2 separate regions of the Homo sapiens genome follow, and region 2 is linked to region 1. The links are chromatin contacts, found by Hi-C or POLR2A ChIA-PET in ENCODE. All regions are on one chromosome and are shown on one strand. Each heading gives the region's core, a stretch centred on a gene start or an enhancer-like site at or near the end of the contact. The rest is flanking DNA. Distances are from core to core; before and after follow the strand shown.

The links. Hi-C counts contacts between places; a loop is a spot of excess contacts on that map. ChIA-PET counts read pairs that join two places held with the same protein, here RNA polymerase II (POLR2A). Pooled maps may share reads with other maps.
Region 2: a map with no recorded cell type shows a loop between it and region 1 (5-fold over the local background). The contact joins the promoter of AQP11 here to the promoter of ACER3 in region 1. A Hi-C loop is called at or near these places in 1 of 37 single-sample maps with no recorded cell type and 5 of 50 pooled maps. POLR2A ChIA-PET finds 5 or more read pairs at or near these places in 1 of 52 experiments (Panc1).

The regions. Positions count from the first base shown.
Region 1 is chr11:76,857,656-76,864,802 of GRCh38, forward strand. ACER3 (alkaline ceramidase 3) reads left to right here and starts at 3,263. Exons shown (of 11, transcript NM_018367.7): 1 at 3,263-3,424. The coding sequence starts at 3,322. RefSeq lists silencers at 2,936-3,035, 3,076-3,335.
Region 2 is chr11:77,586,775-77,593,921 of GRCh38, forward strand. AQP11 (aquaporin 11) reads left to right here and starts at 3,179. Exons shown (of 3, transcript NM_173039.3): 1 at 3,179-3,837. The coding sequence starts at 3,219. RefSeq lists a silencer at 2,526-3,155.

The DNA.
Region 1 (7,147 bases), core at 2,013-4,512:
ATTTAGGTCTATGATCTATTTTGAGTTGAATTTTGTTTATTGTAACAGGAAGCATTCTAATTTCATTCTTTTGCATGTGGATATCCAGTTGTCCCAGCACCATTTGTTGAAAGACTATTCAATCCCTATTGAATTGTCTTGGCATCCTTGTTAAAAATCAATTGACCATAAATGTAAGGGTTTATTGCTGGACTCTCAATTCGATTCCTTTGATCTACATGTCTATCTTCATGCCAGTACTGCACTGTCTTCATTACTATAGTTTTACAGTAAGTGTTGAAATCAGGAAGTATAAGTCCTCCAGCTTTGTTCTTCTTTTTTGAGATAGTTTTGACTTGTCTGGGTCCCTTACATTTCCAGGCATTGCTTTTATGCTCAAGGGGGGAAATTTTTTAGAAAAAAAGAAAAAGGAAGGTAGATATTGCTGAAGGAACTGTGAAATTCATTTTGTGTTTTCTGAGTGAAACTTCTGCAATGCACCTTTTCTCTCGGATGGGGGAATTTCTCTCTCCTAAAATCCGTCCTGGTCACGGTAGATTTCCTTTTTCACTATTGAGGAACATTGTGCAGAGTATTGACTCAGCCAAGGCCTCATCCTGCCTTGAGTCACTTGGCTGGGTCAGGGGTTATTTTCACATAGGGGGTTCCACAACACCCTAATTTTTTTTTTACTCCTAGCTAAGAATGATCATACTCTATTGTTGTGGTCTCTGCACTGTTCTGATTGCACACCTCATCGGCAAATCACTTTTGCGTATGAGTTTTTGCATATTCATTTTGAGCATATAAATATATAAATATTTCATTCATTTATAAATTATATATGCTCATGATTATTACATAAACACATAAACAAAACGGAAGTTTTAGAATATGAGATAAAGTGACTAGAAATAGATGTTTCCCCACACCTCAATGGCTTTTATCTCTCTGGAGACGGCCTTCTTGGATCTTTCATGTTTACCTCTGTGTGGTCCTAGCACCCAGGCAGCCAAACAGGGCCTGGTATATAGTAGAAGCTCAATGACATTCAAAATAAAAATTTCAGGCCAGGCAGGGTGTAACTCAGGCCTGTAATCCCAGGACTTTCGGAGGCCAAGGAGGGTGGATCACTCAAGGTCAGGAGTTCAAGACTGGCCTGGCCAACATGGTGAAATCTCGTCTCTATTAAAAATACAAAAATTAGCCAGGTGTGGTGGCAGCCTCCTGTAATCCCAGCTATGGGGATGAGGGGGTACTGAGGCACGATTCCCGGAAGGCAGAAGTTGCAGCGAGCCAAGATGGCACCACTGCACTCCAGCCTGGGCGACAGATCGAGATTCTGTCTCAAAAAAGAAAAATTTCAGAGAGGCTACTATTCGTATTAAAATACACTGCTTCCGGCCGGGTGCGATGGCTCACGCCTGTAATCCCAGCACTTTGGGAGGCCGAGGCGGGTGAATCACGAGGTCAAGAGATCGAGGCCAGCCTGGCCAACAAGGTGAAACCCTGTCTCTACTAAAAATACAAAAATTAGCTGGGCGTGGTGGTGCACACCTGTAGTCCCAGCTACTCTGGAGGCTGAGACAGGAGAATCGCTTAAACCCAGGGGGCGGAAGTTGCGGTGAGCTGAGATCATGCCAGTGCATTCCAGCCTGGCCGACAGAGCAAGACTGTCTCAAAAAAAAAAAAAAAAAAAAAAAAAGATACACTGCTTCCCTAGGTTTTGCACCTAGCAAATAAAAGTTCTGCATCTATTTCCTGCTAATTGGCTATGGTTATTTTGTAGAAAGGCTGTGGGCTCTTCATCTCTCCTTGTCCTCTCTTTTACCTTTGACTTGCACCACATCTGACTTATTTATTTAGAAAATAGCAGTTGTATCATCCTTCATTTTTACTCTTCATTTCTTACTGTGTATTCAGGCAGAGTCCTAATACTAAGACCATAAAGAAGGGAAAGCAAGGTCTCTGATCAGGATGTAGCACAGTAGGATGTGAACAAAGGGCAAGGAAGCTCTAGGGTGTAAACATCTGGGATGGCTTCAGAGAGCTGGATTTTAAAAGAAGAGTGGGGAGTTGGTCAAACGGAGAAGAGAGTTAGGCTGTCCCAGTTGAACTGTGGGAGCAAAGGCAGGTGACCCAGCGCATTCTAGGAGAGGGGAAAGTTTGAGTTTGGTGTAGCTGAACACTAGGGGCAAGGGTGGTTGCATCTGTTTTAGGAAGAGCTCTCTGGCAGACCTGTGGAGTACTAGACTTTTTATTTATTTATTTATTTATTTATTTATTTATTTATTTAGAGACAGGGTCTCGCTCTGTTCTCCCAGGCTGGATTGGCACAGTCTCAGCTCACTGCATGCAATCTCCACCGCGGGGGCTCAAGTGATCCTCCCACCTCAGCTTCTCAAGTAGCTGGGACCACACGTCTGAGCCACCGCGCCCAGCTAATTTTTGTATTTTTCGTAGACACGGGGTTTTGCCGTCTACGATACTCCCAGACGGGGGCTGGGAGTATTAGACTTGAAGTTGGAAGTAGGGGTAGGCTGTTGGTTGCCTGAAGAGCAGGGCACAATTATAGTTAGAACGTGGAAACCTCTGTGCTTGGAGGCCCAAACGAAGCAGGGAAACTTTGCTTTAGTGCTCTAGCTAGCAGCATTCTTTTTTTTTAGGATCTCAGAACCTACTTTTTTTTTTTCGGTCCTGGGTTGTTCACCCTTTCCCTTTGTACCGAAGAGACACTTACACCTTTATCAGAAAATCACGGTTTATTTCCTGAGAATCACGGGGATTGGTTGGGGGTACTCTGTTTTGGGGCTCCATTTGAGGCCTGTGGCTCAATGGAAGACATAGAGGCGCTTCGCCGCACAGGTTTAATCAAGCAAGGGCTTGATAGAAGTATTCATCCCACCCCCGCCCCGATTAAATCAAACCACACGCACACAAATAGAGGCTCTGGCACATCCTGACAGAATATAGCCTCTGGGATGTCAGGAACCCCCAACCTACGGCCATTGGCGTGTCTGCACCGGCCAGGAAGCCCAGGCCCCCGGCTCCTTCCTGGATCACGCCCCTGCCCCGCCCAAGGGTGAAGAGGGGCGGGGCCAGCCGGCGCCCTCCGAGTGGGCCTTACACCAGGTCGGGCCTGGCCCGGCCCCGCGGCCCAGCGGCGCCGGTGGGCGGGGCCTCCGTCAGGGCAGTGTCAGTAACGGCGCCAGGCCCCGCCCCTCGGGGAGGCAGGGCCGGGCGGGGCGCGAGCGAGCGCGCGGGCTGGGCCGGAGCCGGCCTGGTCGCCAGCCTAACCCGGCACAGTGAGCGGAGCGCCTGGGCGGCGGCGGCGGCGGCGTGATGGCTCCGGCCGCGGACCGAGAGGGCTACTGGGGCCCCACGACCTCCACGCTGGACTGGTGCGAGGAGAACTACTCCGTGACCTGGTACATCGCCGAGTTCTGTGAGTGTGGCCTGAGGAGGGGAGTGGGGGCGAGAGGGCACCGGGCTGAGGAGACGCCGTGTGAGGAAGGCAAAGAGCGAACCTGGCCGCGAAGGGAGGTGCCAGGCCTGGCCCCGGGAGCTGGAATGCGGCGCCCTGGGCCAGCGGGAGGCTGAGAGGAGCGGGCCGGGAGTCCAGTGTGTAGAGGGAGGAGTACCGGGGTCTGGGAGGGAGGAAGGGGGCCTGAGGATTGGGGGGGCAGAAGAGCAGTGGGAAGTGGGGAGCCCCTGCTGGACCTAAGGGGGAAAGCCTGAAGAGCCGGGTTGGGAATGGGAATTCCTGCCCGAGAGCGGAGTGGGGCCAGGCTGGGAGAGTGGAGGACCCTGCCCCTTGGAATGAGGGCCCAGGACACCTGCTCTGCTGTTGCCACCACCAGAAGGGTACAGTTCCTAGCTTCGTCTTTCCCCCAATCCGTGAGAATTCTACCGTCTTTCCCTTCCCTTTTCACTGGAATATTAGACCTCCTTGCTCACCTCCAGGGAACAGTTTCACTAGTCTGAGATCTGAACCATCCCACCCCTATCCCCCAGGATGTCTTCAAGTACCAGAGGTCATCTGCTCTCTGAGTATGATTATTCAACTGTCATCTTGCACCAGGAGTCGAAGGCATCTTGCACCTAGCCTGTACCTTCTGCCCCTGCCAGGCTCCCAAGAGCACAGAGGACCAAGTCCCTGCTCCATTCTGTCCTATCCAACTATCTAGGAGTTAGGGGTCATCTGAGGACACTACTTCCACCGACTGCACCTTCTGAGGATTTAAGCATTCTTCTTTAGCGGCTGCTCTGTCAGGCACTGCTGGTCAGGTTGGGCTTGTTCTGTGTGCCTATGTGGGTGTCTGTCTGTTTTCCTAGACGATTTTTCCTGCCAGGCTAGGAGAAATCTGCCACTTCTTTTTCTATCATTTAATCAGGTTTTGAGAGCACAATATTTGATCCTTCTTTTAGGTACCTGCTTCTGGCAAAGTGCAAAGACTATCCTTTGGCTAATGATTACTGCCTTCTTTTAGTTGGATCTACTTCTCAGGACGTGAAGTGAAACTCTTCTTAGCTAACCTTCTCATTGTTGAGTCCTGTTCTCAGGCATCTGTGCATGGCTTTGTAGGAAAGAGGCAAGCATATCATGACAAATGGTCCCACTTTATTCTGTTCTGGTAATTGGCTAAGTTTCAAAAAAAAAAAAAAAGAACACTTTTTGCAGTTTTCAGGACTTTAGTACTATTCTCTTATGACCATGATTTAGGCTAAGAGTCACTTTTCTTCAACTATTAAATTAATAATTTTTACATAATCATGGAGAAATATTGGCAAAGGGATCATTTGTAATACAATTACTTGGGAACCCACATGTTGGCAAAGGAAGCGCTTTACCAGTTTGTTGTTAGATCACTTTGGCAAGCCCATGCCTGGTCCAGAGAACCATGACCACGAGGAAAGAGATGTAAAACCATGCACTCTGCGCTGGAAATGTGTAACATGGAAAAGAGGAATTCAAGAGTCTTCAAATATTGGATGGGCTATCATATAGAATAATTTTTTTTTAATTTATTTGGAATCTGGAATTAGGGCATATGGGCAGAAACTAACTGTAATGGGGAAAAGTTTGCTTCAATATAAGGAAAAACCTTCTCACCAATGATATGGGAAAGGTTGACTTGGGGGACAGAGGACTTTCTGTCACTGAAAGTGTTAAATCAGACATTGTTCAATGAACTCAATATTTTCGAAGGAAAAAATTATTTAATAGAGAAAAGGGGCTGGCCTTAGTTGCAGCTTTATGGGTCTATGTAGGTAATAATGACTCTTAGTTTAGAACCAAGAAAAAACTGGGCTGGGCATCGTGGCCCATGCCTGTAATCCCAGCACTTTGGGAGGCCAAGGCAGGAGGACTGCTTGAGGCCAGGAGTTTGAGTCCAGCCTGGGCAACATAGTGAGACCCTGTCTCCATAAAAAATAAAAAAAATTAGATATGCATGGTGGTTTGTGCCTGTAGTCCCAGCTACTTAGGAGACTGAGGTGGGAAGATCACTTGAGCCCAGGAGTTCAAGGTTGCTGTGAGCTGTAATTATGCCACTGCACTCCAGCCTGGGCAAGAGTTAGACCCTATTTCTACAAAAAAAATATAAAAAATGCAAAGAGAGAAAACTGGCGGTAAGTCATGTGGACTCTGAGAGAGCAAGATACTGTGTTCTGGCAGATAGCTCTGAGAAATGGGAAATGACATTTGTTCTCAATGTGCTCAGAAGAGGAAACTCTGAGCAGACTGCAGGGAGGGTTTTGACATAGGAATCAGAGGGGTTGCAAGAAGAGGATGAGTGAATGTTTGCAGCCCTTTGCGCATGCACCTTGGGAGAAAATCATCTGGAGGAAGTTGAGGTCAAGTCATCTTACCATAGCAAGTCATGAGTATCTACAGTAATATATCTTGGACTAAGATAATTTGATCTTTGAAAAATATGCTGATTAATAATAATATGTTTAAAATATGTGTTTAAAGCAAGTGCAATATTAACATCACGATAGTATTTACATTAACAATAGTATTGATGGTAATATTAAGGATAATGTAATAATAGCTATTATCTAAGTGGTCACTTGTACTACACTTTGCTAAGCACTTCATATATCTTATCTCTTTTGATCTTTACAGTAATTTCAAAAAGAAGGTATTATTATCCCCATTTCAAAGATAAGGAGATTGAAGTTCTAAGAAATAATTTACCTAAGATTACAGTAAGTGATGTAGAGATAGTGTTCACATTGAAGTCTGACTCTAAAGCTACTATCCATGTTACCTCTCCATCATTACTTCTATCACACATTCATTGTTTTGCCCCTATATTCAAGAAAGGAAGACAGATATGAAATACTATGCTATCACACAGGACAAATTGAACAACTATTCAGTTTACTCAACCATCTTTCAACTATCTTTCAGCATTAGAATATATGTATTTTAGGGAATAATGAAGTGTTTGGGGAATTGCATATTCAGATATGGCAGTAGTTCTCAGTCACTTTCAGCACCCGAAAACTGTCTTCCTAGCATCAGCCAAGATCAGTTTAAATTCCTTTTGTTTGAGCATATTGTAAAGACCAGAGGAAAAGGTCTCTCATTGTGAAATAATAAGCCCCTTGACCTGCCAGAAGTTAGAGGTACAGGCAGTCCTTGCTTTGCATCATAGTGTGGGACCACACAAATGACTGTGCAAGTTAAAACCAGGTAACACTATGTTAATAATCAATGGGAAAAGTTATGATTGTTCTGTGATCTTTAAAACTTTTTGTCAAACATTGTAAACTCTCTTACTGTTGGTTATGAATATGTAGGGAAATGAAAAAAGTAAGCATATTTATTTAGTATACTTTAAAACATTAAAAACATTGAGAAATAAACTATTTTGTTTATAAAAATCACTTATCAAGAGTAATTAAAACAGTGCTTGCCTTTTTGTCACATAACTCATAATATGGAATGGGTATTTTTTTTTTTTTTTTTTTTTGAGGTAGAGTCTCGCTCTGTTGCCTAGGCTGGAATGCAGTGTCGCGATCTCGGCTCACTGCAACCTCCACCCCCTGGGTTCAAGCAGTTCTCCTGCCTCAGCCTCCCAAGTAGCTGGGATTACAGGCGCATGCCACCACGCCTGGCTAATTTTTGTATTTTTAGTGGAGACGGGGTTTCACCATT
Region 2 (7,147 bases), core at 1,929-4,428, 730 kb after region 1:
ACCTTATTAAGCACTACTATGTGCTGGGCCATGTACTAAATCTTTTTCAGGCATTATTTCTTTTAACCTTGATCTCTTGCTACTTCCCCCTTCATACTCCAGCCTAGAGCACGGGGACTCCTCTAGGCTTTCTCTGTTTGCAAAATGCAGTGCCTCTGCCTCTCTTCTTTCTCCCTCTTCTCTTTACCCCTTAACTCCTATTTATTCTTCAGGTTTCAGCTAGGATGACACTTCCTCCAAGGAGCCTTTCCTTAAGTCTGAGTGGGGGCCCCTCCCTGTGCCCAGGCCTTTCTTCTTTTACCATTGTACTTTTACACTATATTTTAATTTTGTTTTCTCTTCTGTTCCCTCTTCTATGCTATTCAAGAGCAAGGACTGTTTTTACTGCTGTTTTACCAAAGCTAACAGAGGTCTTCGTCCATGATGTCACTCTCAAGAGACTTTAATTGGTGATTTCTTGTTTCTGAAAATAGGAAGGTTGATTTGATGCAAAATATCCAATCAGTAGTAATTAATTATGTTAATTTTGCCCTTGTTCTTTAATTTAAAAAATGTCCAAAGTCCTTTTAATGACAATATGTATTACCACGATACTAAAATTTCTTACCAAAGTCCAAAACACTGGTTTTCTACATGACTCTTCCGGGTAAAAGTGAATTATCAGCAGAGCAGTAAATAAAATACATTCACATTAATCCTCAAGTGACTTCAAGTCTAGGGGAGCACTGAAAGGGTTACATTCATAGGATTGATTTAAAGGCAACTTCTTTAAACAGCAGTGACTTAAAAGTAATTCTAATTGCCGGGCGCGGTGGCTCACGCCTGTAATCCCAGCACTTTGGGAGGCCGAGGCGGGCAGATCACAAGGTCAGGAGATCAAGATCATCCTGGCTAACACAGTGAAACGCCATCTCTGCTAAAAAATACAAAAAAAAAAAAAAAAAAAAAAAAAAAAAAAAAAAAAAAGCCAGGTGTGGTGGCAGGCGCCTGTAGTCCCAGCTACTCGGGAGGCTGAGGCAGGAGAATGGCGTGAACCCGGGAGCAGAAGTTGCAGTGAGCTGAGATCACGCCATTACACTCCAGTCTGGGAGACAGAGCGAGACTCTGTCTTAAAAAAATAATAATAATAAATAATTCTAATTTAAATTCTTTCTGGCCAGGCAATCAACACAGGAAAGAGAAAAGGTCTTGATTTTCTACTAGTTTGTGTCTTGTGAAAGAATTTTTTTTTTTTTTAGACGAAGTCTCACTCTGTTGCTCAAACTGGAGTGCAGTGGCACTGTCTTGGCTCACTGCAACCTCCACCTCCCGGGTTCAAGGGATTCTCTTGCCTCAGCCTCCCGAGTAGCTGGGACTACATGTGCGCACCACCATGCCCAGCTAATTTTTGTATTTCTAGTAGAGACGGGGTTTCACTATGTTGGCCAGGCTGGTCTTGAACTCCTGACCTCGTTATCCGCCTGCCTCGGACTCCCAAAGTGCTGCACCTACAATGGGCCACCCCAGGGGACAAGCTGTTGGGACTGGAATGCGGTGGCAAGAGCCGTGCACTCTGGCTGCTGAAACCTGCTGTTTCCACTGTAAGCTACCACTTAGTGAATATTTTCTACGTATTGGGAACTGTACTAAGTGGCTTTCATGTTTTGTTTTTTGTTTGTTTGACTGGTTTGTTGTTGTTGTTGTTGTTGTTGTTGTTGTTTTTGAGACGGAGTTTCGCTCTTGTTGCCCAGGCTGGAGTACAATGGCGCGATCTAGGCTCACCACAACCTCTGCCTCCCGGGTTCAAGCGATTCTCCTGCATCATCCTCCCGAGTAGCTGGGATGACAGGCATGCGCCACCATGCCCGGCTAATTTTGTATTTTTAGTAGAGACGGGGGTTTCTCATGTTGGTCAGGCTAGTCTCGAACTCCCGACCTCCGGTGATCCGCCCGCCTCGGCCTCCCAAAGTGCTGGGATTATAGGCGTGAGCCACCGCGCCCAGCCGCGCCCGGTTTTTGTTGTTGTTTTTGTTTCTAAAAACAGCGTCTCGCTCTGTGGCCCAGGCAGGGGTGCAGTGGCGCGATCTCAGCTCACTGCAGCCTGGAACTCCTGGGGTCAAGCGGTCTTCCCACCTAAGCCTCTCCGTGCTGGGACTCCGGACGCGCTCCACCTCACGCAGCCGTATTCCTGCTTTCAAAGCAGATGGAAGAGGTGCGCCAGGACCCCCAGTTCTTGGAAACAGACCTCTCCAGTTACCTGTTGTTTCCTCTTCACGAAGAGTGCATGTAACAGTAAGACACAACTGTTTCATATTATACGTAAAGAGTTCATGCCAAAGGTTATAGACAGTCACATGCTAAAACTAGGCTACACTTTGAAGAATCACCGCTCAAGTTCTGGAAAAAAGAGGTGACTGTTGAACAACACTGTGAGGGTAATCGATGCCACTGAAATATACACTTAAATTGATTAAAGTGGCGAATTTTATCTGGCATATATTACCACCATTTTTAGAAATGTTTTTTGGCAGGTGAAGAAAAGCAAGGCTCCAGGAGGCCCTGCGCACCGGTCTACGCCCACTAACTCACCCGCCCCCTGCGCCGCGTCTCCCCTCTCAATTTCAGTCGCCCATTGATAAAAACGAGGTGGCTATGTGAGATGGCCTTCAGCGGTCTTTCCAGCTCCACGGTTTTACAGTGTGGAGCGGGGAAAGAAAAACTCTAAGGTCCTCGCTGCAAAGCAACCATCAGAGCTCCGCCGCGCCGTGCCGCTCCTCTCCGCCCCGTGGTCCGGGTGTCACCGCCCGCAGGGGCGCAAGGGCCGCAGCACGCGTGCGCAGTGGGCACCAAGAGCGCTGCGTCGACCGCGCCGCGCCGGCCCTCCGCCGCCGCGCCCGCCTACAAGGCCCTGAGGGAGACTGCGGAGGGTGAGTGCGCGGTGGGCTCGGCTGACCGTTGGCCCTGCGGCCGGCGCCCTAGGCTACCTCCCTTCGCCTCCCCGCGCCTCCCCGCGCCTCCCCGCCTCCCCGCCTCCCCGCCTCCTCGGCTCTGGTTCCAACACCCCAGCGCCAAGCCGGGGAGGCGGGGAGGACTTCTTAAGTGTGCCGCTCGGGAGCCTCCCGCTCGTCCCGCCCCGAGGGGCGTGAGGAGGGGAGGGGCTGCGGACTTCGGACTCGGGCCTGGAGACCGCCTCCTACCCAGAGCCGGAGCCCGCAACCCGCTCAGGCGGCGACGGAGCCATGTCGCCGCTGCTGGGGCTCCGGTCCGAGCTGCAGGACACCTGCACCTCGCTGGGACTGATGCTGTCGGTGGTGCTGCTCATGGGGCTGGCCCGCGTAGTCGCCCGGCAGCAGCTGCACAGGCCGGTGGCCCACGCCTTCGTCCTGGAGTTTCTAGCCACCTTCCAGCTCTGCTGCTGCACCCACGAGCTGCAACTGCTGAGCGAACAGCACCCCGCGCACCCCACCTGGACGCTGACGCTCGTCTACTTCTTCTCGCTTGTGCATGGCCTGACTCTGGTGGGCACGTCCAGCAACCCGTGCGGCGTGATGATGCAGATGATGCTGGGGGGCATGTCCCCCGAGACGGGTGCGGTGAGGCTATTGGCTCAGCTGGTTAGTGCCCTGTGCAGCAGGTACTGCACAAGCGCCTTGTGGAGCTTGGGTCTGACCCAGTATCACGTCAGCGAGAGGAGCTTCGCTTGCAAGAATCCCATCCGAGTCGACTTGCTCAAAGCGGTCATCACAGAGGCCGTCTGCTCCTTTCTCTTCCACAGCGCTCTGCTGCACTTCCAGGAAGTCCGAACCAAGCTTCGTATCCACCTGCTGGCTGCACTCATCACCTTTTTGGTCTATGCAGGTTTGTCATTCTCACCAAATACTTGGCACTTCCAGAGCCTCTATGACATGAGGCTGTAAGTTCTTTACTAAAATACATTTGAAACCGTCTATCCCGCTATGATGTAAATGCTGGTATCCCCGTTATTCTAACCATTTTGCAGCCCGTTCTTAACCAGTAGGGCCGACACGTAGAGCCTTCATGCAGTGCTGCTTTGAACACCCAGAGAAAGGAGCCACCTCTGTGCTGAAACTGAGATACTGTGAGATATTGCCAAGGGTTCAGATATCCTACAAAGGGATTGTTTTAATGGTAGAAAGGAAAGATAACTTATTAACTGCCTCTTTCTTCATGCCAAGGTGGTATAGATCGTTTCGGATACTCTTACTGAAAAATGATCCTGGCTTTACAAAGTTCCTTTCGATTTAAAGCACAAGGCACATGATTGGTTAGTATAAGAGCGGAGGGTAGAAATTTTGTAGTTCCATTTTAGTCCTATAAATGATTTAAAGTCATTTCTTATTTCCTTAATAATTCATTTTGAGTTATGAAATTTCTTATTTCCTTAATAATTCATTTTGAGTTATACATGAACTTTTAAGTGACCTATTAAGAAAAATGTTTAAATGATAACTTGCTTCAAATTAAAGATGCTTTTTAAAATATAACTCTTGAGAAATCTGTTGATTTCTTTTAAACCATTTGTTTACTTTGACAGATCTCAGATGCAGTGGGCAATCTAGTCCTAAGTGGGAGGAGGAAATCCAAAACACAAGTATTTAATGATGAAATGTGTCATTTTAAATGATTACAACAGAATATCTTTATTGGGACTACATCTAAATTATAAAAGACTGTGGAGGCAGAAATAACAACAAAGGAAATTTGTGGTAATAATCTTCTGCCCATTAAAAGTGAAACAATGACTAGAAGCAAACTTCAAGATAAGGACTCCTAAACACGTACTTGACCTTCTAGGGTAAAAATGAAAGCCTTCAGCCGGGCGCGGTGGCTCACGCCTGTAATCCCAGCACTTTGGGAGACCGAGGTGGGTGGATCACCTGAGGTCAGGAGTTTGAGACCAGCCTCGCCAACATGGTGAAACCCCGTCTCTACTAAAAATACAAAAAAAATTTAGCCAGGCATGGTGGTGGGCGCCTGTAATCTCAGCTACTCGGGAATCTGAGGCGGGAGAATTGCTGGAACCCGGGAGGCGGAGGTTGCAGTGAGCTGAGATCGCGCCATTTTACTCCAGCCCAGGCGACAACAGTGAGACTCTGTCTCAAAAAAAAGAAAGAAAGCAAGCCTTCCCAATCAATTTCCCCTTCTTTAGGTCTAGTACCACTTTTTAAGTAGACATAAATGGAAATAAGTGGTATAGAAGAGTGAAGGGGGCCGGGCACGGTGGCTCACACCTGTCATCCCAACACTTTGGGAGGCCAAGGCAGGTGGATCGCTTGAGCCCAGGCGTTCGAGACTAGCCTGGGCAACATAAGAGAAATCCCATCTCTCCAAAAAATACAAAAATTAGCCGGGCGTGCTGGTGCGCACTTGTAGTCCCAACTACTTGGGAGGCTAAGGTGGGAGGATCACCCAAGTCCAGGAGGTTGAGATTGTGGTGAGCTGTGATAGTGCCACTGCACTCCAGCCTGGGTTATAGAGACCCTGTCTGTCTCAAAAGAAAAAAAAAAAGAAAAAGAGAAAAAGAGTGACAAGTACAGGCATATTTGAGGGATTGGTGGGTAGTTGCTTATTTATTGAAGTTTTAGATTTTAGCTAAAGCAGAAACATCCCCTGTATATGAACAGAATTGTCACTGCAAAAAGAGTTATGCTATGGTTTAGCTCTTTATTTCTACAATTAAAAGCAGTAAAAACTTAAAAAAGAATTTTTACATCAATAGAACATTAACTACAGTTGGATTTTTCAATACCTATGTTCCTCTTCCCTCTCTTGATTAACCTGAAGTTGATATTCTTTCTGTCTACTTTTAATACATATTTATGATTCCATAGATAATACTGTATATATTAGCCATTCCCTATTTTATCAGTGACAAAAAATTTGAGAGAAGAGACACAGATAATACTTGGAGTTATAGATCCAGTCATAGATATAAGGAAAGTTATTAGAAGTATCTATAAAATATCAACAGATCAAAAACACTGCCCTTTTTTTCTTGAAATGAGGGTACTAATTGATGGGGGAGAGGGAGAGTATAAAGGGAACACTAGAGCAGTGTTTCTCTCTGTATTAAAATCACCTGGGGAGCTCTTTAAACGTCCTTGTTCTGGGCCCACAGATTAAAATCCAATTGCTCTGGCAAGGGGCCTAGGCAGCGGTGTATTGTAAAGCTTCACAGGTGATCCCATTATGAAACCAAGGTAAAGAAGCACTGCTTTAGGAGTCTAGACCTGCACTGTGCAATTCAGTAGCCACTAGCTGCATGTGGCTGTTTACACTTAAATTAACTGAAATTAGATTCAGAGTAGCCACATTTCAAGTGGTCAGTTGTCAAATTGTGCTGTAGCTAGTGGGTACAGGATTGGACAGTGCTAGAGTCTGTTTGCATGGGTAGAACAAAATAGACAATTGTTGATTACTATTAGTTACAGAAATTTATAATGCAGTATGATCTTCCCTTTGTTTGTTTTCTGCCAATATAAGGGAGATAAGAATATTCAGTTGTCAGCTGTTATAGGCCAAGCATTTTGCAAGGAAATTTATGAGAGTTATCTTAATTAATTCTTACAACAACCCATCGGCCGGGCGCGGTGGCTCACGCCTGTAATCCCAGCACTTTGGGAGGCCGAGGCGGGCAGATCACGAGGTCAGGTGATCGAGACTATCCTGGCTAACACGGTGAAACCCCGTCTCTACTAAAAAATACAAAAAAATTAGCCAGGCATGGTGGCGGGTGCCTGTAGTCCCAGCTACTGGGGAGGCTGAGGCAGGAGAATGGCATGAACCCGGGAGGCAGAGCTTGCAGTGAGCCGAGATCGAGTCATTGCACTCCAGCCTGGGAGACAGAGCGAGAGAGCGAGACTCCGTCTCAAAAAAAAACAAAAACAAAAAAAAACAACCCATCGATGAATATATTCTTCCCATTTTAAGTAAAGTAAGTGAGGCCCAGAAAAGTGAAATGACTTATCTAAGCTTACATAACTAGACTGTGTTAGAACTATGGTTCCAACTGGCACTAAAGCTCATACGGATTCATTATCAGCATTTCCACAGTGTGCTCCTCAAAAGTTAACAAAACTATACACAATTGAATATATTCAGCCATAAAAAGGAATGAAGTTATGATGTATACTACAACATGAATGAA